2 separate regions of the Homo sapiens genome follow, and region 2 is linked to region 1. The links are chromatin loops, found by intact Hi-C in ENCODE. Cell type or tissue: mesothelial cell of epicardium. All regions are shown on one strand.

Evidence for each region. A loop is a pair of places that touch in the nucleus more often than their neighbours do. Peaks named below come from ENCODE experiments on the same cell type or tissue, not always from the same donor. Only the 100,000 strongest peaks of a DNase experiment are listed, where the experiment ranks them.
Region 2: a loop joins it to region 1, with 8 times the contacts of the local background. A loop is called at or near these places in 1 of 110 quality-filtered maps.

Annotation. Positions count from the first base shown.
Region 1 is chr3:25,360,143-25,364,142 of GRCh38, reverse strand. It overlaps a transcript of RARB not described here. Among named protein-coding and RNA genes, the nearest start is that of RARB-AS1, 23 kb to the left of the region's middle. In mesothelial cell of epicardium, no CTCF peak of the experiment used is centred here; a DNase peak (open chromatin) is centred at 2,253.
Region 2 is chr3:24,943,798-24,947,797 of GRCh38, reverse strand. It overlaps a transcript of RARB not described here. Among named protein-coding and RNA genes, the nearest start is that of RARB-AS1, 440 kb to the left of the region's middle. In mesothelial cell of epicardium, no CTCF peak of the experiment used is centred here; a DNase peak (open chromatin) is centred at 2,067.

The DNA of each region.
Region 1 (4,000 bases):
AAATAAAACAAAAAAAGAATAGATAAATTATATAGTATGCTAAAAGATAAGAAGTGCTATATAAGAAAAAAGAAACTGTAAGGAGAATCAGAAATGCTAGGAGAGGGCATTGAAATTTGAAAGAGAATGGTCAGGATAGAACCTACTAAGAAGATGTTTGAGCAATGAGTGGAAGGAAGTTAAGGAAAGATCTATATGGATATCTGAGAGAACATTTGAGCCAGTGCCAGGGACCCGAGATGGGAGTCTACTGTCATGTAAGAGGAACAGCAAAGGCGGCCAATGTGGCTGGAGCCAAGTCAGAGAAAGAGATGTTAGTAGGGATGAAGCTGAGGGGTGCCACAGATCATGTAGGACTTTGAGAGGAATGAGGGGCCACAGGGAGACTGGGAAATACAAGTGATGTCAACTGATCTGTGTTGTGCTGTGAAAAAGTTATAAGGCATGGAAAGGGTGGAGGCAAGGAAACGGTCTAGTAGGCTACTTCAATAATCTAGTTGAGAAGCAATGGTGGCTTGGACCAGGATGATGGTAGTGGAGAAGTCATTAGATTGTAGACCCATACTGTGGTGGAGTCAATAGAATTTCCTCTTAGATCAGATGTAGTATAAGACAGAAAGAAAGGAGACAAGAATGATGTCAAGTGGCCTAAGCAACTGGAAAGATGAAGTTGCCATCAACCCAGATGGCGAAAGTTGTAGGAAAGAAGGTTTTCAGGAGCAAGGCTGGAATTGAGTTCTGGACATGCTACGTTAGATATCTAAGTGGAGATACCTAGCTGGCAGCTGGATGTATGAGTTGAGCTCCAGATAATGTTTACCTGGAGGTAAACATTTGGGAGCCATCAATTATAGATATCATGGAGAGCCATCAGACTAGCCCCACAGCCTACGTTCCTTCTCTAACCTCTTATAACACTTCGCTTATACCTCCCTAGTGAAAATTTTTACATTTTTCTTTGTACTATAGTTTTCTGTATACTTCTTTCATCAACTTTCCTGGACAATAATGTCCTTAAATTATGTCCTATCCAATTTTGCACTCTTCGTTTTGCCTACAAAACATATGGGTTAGGTTGAATCAAAGCTTTTTTTTTAAAGCTCCTATCCACTCAACTTTCATGTTTCAATTGCCAGGACCTGTAAATCGATTGAAAGTAATAACTTTTTTTCTTACTCATCAACATTTGCCATAAAATCTAAGCTCTGTTCCTGGGCAAGATGGCTGAATAGGAACAGCTCCAGTCTGCAGCTCCCAGAGAGGCCAACGCAGAAGGCTGGTGATCTCTGCATTTCCAACTGAGGTACCTGGTTCATCTCACTGGGACTGGTTAGACAGTGGGTGTAGCCCATGAAGGATGAGCCAAAGCAGGGTGGGGCACTGCTTCACCCAGGAAGCACAAGGAGTCAGGGAACTCCCTCCCCTAACCAAGGGAAGCCATGAGGGTCTGTGCCTTGAGTAATGGTGCACTCCTGCCCAGATACTATGCTTTTCTCATGGTCTTTGCAACCCACAGACCAGGAGGTTCCCTCAGGTGCCTACCCCACAAGTGCCCTGGGTTTCAAGCACAAAACTGGGCAGCTTTTGGGCAGTCACCGAGCTAGCTGCAGAAGTATTTTCCATACCCCTGTGGCGCCTGGAATGCCAGCGAGACAGAACCGTTCACTCCCCTGGAAAGGGGGCTGAAGCCAGGGAGCCAAGTGGTCTTGCTCATTGGAGCCCAGCAAGCTAAAATCCACTGGAATGAGAGTACTGCAGCCAGCACAGCAGTCTGAAGTTGACCTGGGACTTTTGAGTTTGGTCGGGGGAGGGGCGTCCACCATTACTGGGGCTTTAGTAGGCAGTTTTCCCTTCACAGTGTAAAGAAAGCTGCCAGGAAGTTCGACCTGGGCAGAGCCGACTGCAGCTTGGTAGAGCTGCTGTAGCCAGACTGCCTCTCTAGATTCCTCCACTCTGGGCAGGGCATTACTGAAAGAAAGGCAGCAGCCCCAGACAGGGGCTTATAGATAAAACTCCCATCTCTCTATCTCCCTGGGACACAGCACCTAGAGGAAGGGGCGGCTGTGGGTGCAGCTTCAGCAGACTTAAACATTCCTGCCTGCTGGCTCTAAAGAGAGCAGTGGATCTCCCAGCATAGCACTCAAGCTCTGTTAAGGGACAGACTGCCTCCTCAGTGGGTCCCTGAACCCTGTGCCTCCTGAAAGGGAGACACCTCCCAGCAGGGGTCGACAGATACCTCAAACAGGACACCTCCAGCTGGCATATGGCTGGTGCCCCTCTGGGACGAGGCTTCCAGAGGAAGGAGAAAGCAGCAATCTTTGCTGTTCTGCAGCCTCCACTGGTGATACTCACGCAAACAGGGTCTGGAATGGACCCCAGCAAACTCCAGCAGACCTGCAGAAGAGGGGACCGACTGGTAGAAAGAAAACTAACAAACAGAAAGCAATAGCACCAACATCAACAAAAAGGATGACCACGCAAAAACTCACTGAAGGTCACCAACAGCAAAGAACAAAGGTAGATAAATCCATGAAGATGAGGAAAACTGGCAAAAAAAGGCTGAAGATTTCAGAAACCAGAATGCCTCCTCTCCTCCAAAGGATCACAACTCCTTGGCAGCAAGGGAAAAAAAACTGGATGGAGAATGAGTTTGATAAATTGACAGAAGTAGGCTTCAGAAAGTGGGTAATAACAAACTCCTCCGAGTTACAGGAGCATGTTCTAATCCAATGCAAGGAAGCTAAGAACTTTGATAAAAGGTTAGAGGAATTGCTAACTAGAATAACCAGTTTAGAGAAAAACATAAATGACCTGATGGAGCTGAAAAACATAGCACAAGAACTTTGTGAAGCATACACAAGTATCAATAGCTGAATTGATAAATCAGAAGAAAGGATATCAGAGATTGAAGATCAACTTAATGAAATAAAGCGTAAAGACAAGATTAGAGAAAAAAGAATGAAACGGAAGGAACAAAGTGTCCAAGAAATATGGGACTATGTGAAAAGACCAAACCTACGTTTGATTGGTGTACCTGGAAGTGACAGGGAGAATGAAATCAAATTGGAAAACACACTTCAGGATATTATCCAGGAGAACTTCCCCAACCCAGCAAGGTAGGCCAACATTCAAATTCAGGAAATACAGAGAACACCACTAAGACACTCCTTGAGAAGAGCAACTCCAAGACACATCATCATCAGATTCAGCAAGGTTGAAATGAAGGAAAAAATGTTAAGGGCAGCCAGAGAGAAAGGTCAGGTTACCCACAAAGGGAAGCCCAACAGACTAACAGTGGATCTCTCTGCAGAAACCCTACAAGCCAGAAGAGAGTAGGGGCCAATATTCAACCTTCTTAAAAAAAGAATTTTCAACTGAGAGTTTCATATCCAGCCAAACTAAGCTTTATAAGTGAAGGAGAAGTGAAGGAGAAATTTACAGTCAAGCAAATGCTGAGGGATTTTGTCACCACCAGGCCTGCTTTACAAGAGCTCCTGAAGGAAGCACTAAATATGAAAAGGAAAAACCGGTACCAGCCAACTGCAAAAACAAACCAAAATGTAAAGACCATTGACACTCTTAAGAAACCGCATCAAGTAATGGGCAAAATAACCAGCTGGCATCATAATTACAGGATCAAATTCACACATAACAATATTAACCTTAAATGTAAATTGGCTAAATGCCCCAATTAAAAGACACAGACTGGCAAATTGGATCAAAAGTCAAGACCCATCAGTATGCTGTATTCAGGAGACCCATCTCACATGCAGAGACACACATAGGCTCAAAATAAAGGGATGGAAGAAGATTTACCAAGCAAATGGAAAGCAAAAAAAGCAAGTGTTGCAATCCTAGTCTCTGATAAAACAGACTTTAAACCAACAAAGATCAAAAGAGACAAAGAAGGCCATTACATAATGGTAAAGGGATCAACACAACAAGAAGAGCGAACTCTCCTAAATATATATGCACCCAATACAGGAGCACCCAGATTCAT
Region 2 (4,000 bases), 420 kb after region 1:
ACCTGATTGCAGCTCTATTTGACTGGAGAATCTGGTCTTCTCGGTATCCTTACCTGAGTTCCTCCCTTCTTCGCACACTATGGCTAAAGACCATGCTTTACCAGGGTAAGGAAACCAATCATGCTACTCTTACCATACCAGAGTGGATGGAGAATCTTTGACACATACCACTGTCACTGAAGGTCATCTGTACTTGCGAGCCTTCCTTGCAGCTGCAAAAATGTATCCCCGTGGAACTCCATAAAAAAAGATGTCCATGCTTCCACGAAGTGGAAGAGACGTTGGCTCACAGCCTGAGCCTTCTTTAGCCCAACTTCATGATTTACACACGTTCTACTTCTCAAAATGAAACAACACTCCTCTGAACACACATAATATCCAAAATTTAATCTTGTGAATTACCTTTTCCAATGTCCTGATAAACTCAGCCTATTTTGCTATAAAATGTGCATCTGTAACACAAATTAACACGATAGGATTGGTAAACAGAGAAATGATGTCATCGTAAAGGAAGATATTATATAGGTTCACGTATGACTTTTCCCAGTACATTCATATTTTTCAGTAAGACATAGAAGATAAACACAAGATATTCTAGTACAGAAAGCTGTGGGAGAATGTACTCTATATAATTTGCCCATGTTTCTCCTCTTGGCTCAGTGTAGACATATGTCTTGTCTTGGAAAAGCTCATCATATGCTTCTCCCCATTTAGTCTTATCTCTAACTCAGCAGCCTCAATCCTTCCATCAAATTACCTTCAGTTTTATCAAAGGTCACGTTTCCTATATATAATGCACTTTTATGAGAAATTCAGCATGTCTTTTCAATGGCACTAATTTTTAATTAGGTTTATGCATGCTGAGATTCATGCCTATCTTTTGAGTGGTCTGTTCTGTTTTTTCCATGAGCCTTGCTATTATTACTATTATGATTGACAGTGTCTCACCCTGTCACCCAGGCTGGAATGCAGGAGCAATGTCATTGCTCACTGCAGCCTTGACCCTCCCGGTTCAAATGATCTTCCCACCTCAGTTTCTTGGGAGCTGGGACTACAGGTGTACCACATCTGGCTAAGTTTTATCTATTTTTTGTAAAGACAGGATCTCACTATGTTGCCTAAGCTGGTCTCTAATTCCTGGGCTCAAGTAATCCTCCTGCCTCAGCCTCCCAAAGTGCCAGGATTACCTATGTGAGCCACCACACCCGACCAAGCCTTGCTAATATTAATGTATCATTTTTTAGAACTCTAGGTTTTTTAAGCACACATTATGTTATAGTAGAAACATCTGCATTAGAAATAACTTGGCAACCATATTTGCAAGACATTTTGCAAAGAAAGAACAGCACTCTTCATTAAATGCTGTCTCCAACTTCCCACCACCTTCTAATTTCTAAAGGCAATGAATTTAGTTAAAAAATTATCACTCTGAACTGGCTCGGGTTTCAAAAAAATTAACTCAACTCTGGAAAAATACTGTATTTGTCCATCAACTATACTTGAATTTCAGTGATTTCTTTTTTTTTTTTTTTTTGAGATGGAGTCTCATTTTGTCCCCCAGGCTGGAGTGCAGTGGTGTGACCTCGGCTCACTGCAAGCTCTGCCTCCAGGTTCACGCCATTCTCCTTCCTCAGTCTCCCGAGTAGCTGGGACTACAGGCAGCTGCCACCACACCTGGCTGATTTTCTGTATTTTTAGTAGAGACAGGGTTTCACCGTGTTAGCCAGGATGATCTCGATCTCCTGACCTCGTGATCTGCCTGCCTCGGCCTCCCAAAGTGCTGCGATTACAGGCGTGAGCCACCGCGCCTGGCCAGCGATTCTTAAGTAATACACTATAAGATAGTTTGAGACATTAGAGTCAGTGAATTCCAAAGAGAACATGTGGTAGATAAACTTTGGAGGAGACTTACCAGTTTGAAAGCAAAATATTAACTATGATGCATTGGCCTTGTTGTTCACCATCCTTAAGCCCTGTGGATGCCTCACTGACTTTAGAGAGAAGTAATGCCTCAGGGAGTTGCATAAGGTGTCAAGGAGAACAAGAAATACATCTATTTCAGGTTTGCTCTCTGTTGGCTGGAGGCCAGCATATAAAGATGCTTCAGCAATCAAATGTGCCAAGGGAATTCCCTTTTAATTCTTGCCAAAGAGGATCGCCAAGGATAAGATTCTGGAAATACGTTCATTCAAAGAAGTCATCTTTCTTCAGTACTACAGGGACTGGATAAACAAGACACCCAGAGAAAGAATCACAGGAGAGAGGCAAGCTGCTTCATGAATTCTTGTTTGAATCAAGAGCTAAATAGGTGGGCCCCAAGATATGCTAGTCAACCATCCCCTCAAACTCCCACTGCTATCACTTATGTCTCACAGGCATTTGCAGGTGCATGTGTGCCTTCTCACACACTGCTGTTATCCTGACTTAGCTTCATTTCAGTCCCTGAGGATCATGTGATGGCCAAAGACAGATGTAGGCAAAGGGTGTACAGATCCTTTTAAAAGGGAGAGAAAAAAAGATTATGGCTCTCTCCCAAATCTTGACAGACTTATTCTTACATAAATATACACAAATATGAAATTGCAAACTCTTTATGTCTAAAGCGCACTATGGCCATAAAACCAAAAGAAGTTTACAAAGAAAAGCAAACCCATAAGACTATAAAAAACTAAATTTACCACATAACTTCAACATAATAGATAATGTTAGTTTTATTAAAACTATATCACTGTTTCCCAAAAACTAGGTCACTGTTCCCCATGTGAATGTTCCCAACTGGAAGGGCGCACATGTTCACACACGTGTATTTTCACTTCATCATTGCTTTGTGCTTTGTGGGCACTTTTTCCCAATTTCTCTGTTTAAGCTCCTCCAAACCCTTAATGTTACTGAACCTTCAATGGCATAAAACTATTATCTTCATATCTACTTTGCCTCTCTTCCTCCCTGAATAATGTTCTATCATTGAAGTAACACTGGTTGGCACTAACATCATAGTAAACACCATCACAATATGGTCATCCAGATGGTTAAGAATATGCTTGTACCTGTTCTACTTAGAATACCATTTCAATAAAAACAAATGCAAAGCAAGTCACCCGAGGAAACTCACCAGTCCTCAAGAATATATAGAGACCCAAATTTGAGGATAATCAACTTGGCACCTAAGTGTCTAAAGGACAGAATCCACACTCTATATGACTGAATGACAGGCACAGGGTCAGGCATTTGTAGGTTTAAATTCTAGCTCTATTACTTCTACTTGTGTAATTTTAGACAAATTATTTAGTTAATCTCCCTTAGACTTAGTTTCCACATCTGCAAAGCAACAAAGGCAATGCCTAAGAACACGCCAGTATGGATTAAATGAGATAATGCAAATCAAATATTGAATACATAGTTGAATCCTCTATCAATGTTAGCTATTTCCAGGCTTTCAACAACAATCATACGGCAAATGTTTATTATGTGTCAAGCACTGGACTCTGTGCTTGAGACCCAGAAAGAAAAGGCAGAATTTACATCCCCAAGGGGATCAATGTCTATGGAGAACAAATGAGAAGGCCAGACAGATAAACCTCAAGAAGCCCGTGAGTGAGAGAAACAAGAATGTAAGTGAGGTCTGCCATGGGCTTTGAAACAGGCAATCATTGTCCTGTCTAGGGCTTCATAATATCCAGTAAAGAGGATGAGTCAGACTTCAATCATGACAGGATTCAGGGTCCCAAACCCCCCTTGGTCACTTCATTAATATATTACAAGGCAATATTTTCCTGAATGACTATATACAGAGACAGTGTTATTCACAATATTATTATTCACTCTTGCTCTGAATCGGAACCATTTTTCTTTTTCCCCTCCTCACTTTCACTTTGAAAATTAAAATGCAAGAATGTTTGATATTGAAATATCCTTCTAGAAGTCTTCAGCCTCCATGACATAATGACCATGACAATTGACCTCACTGAATGCTAAGTTTTCAAATGCACAGAAGACTGCA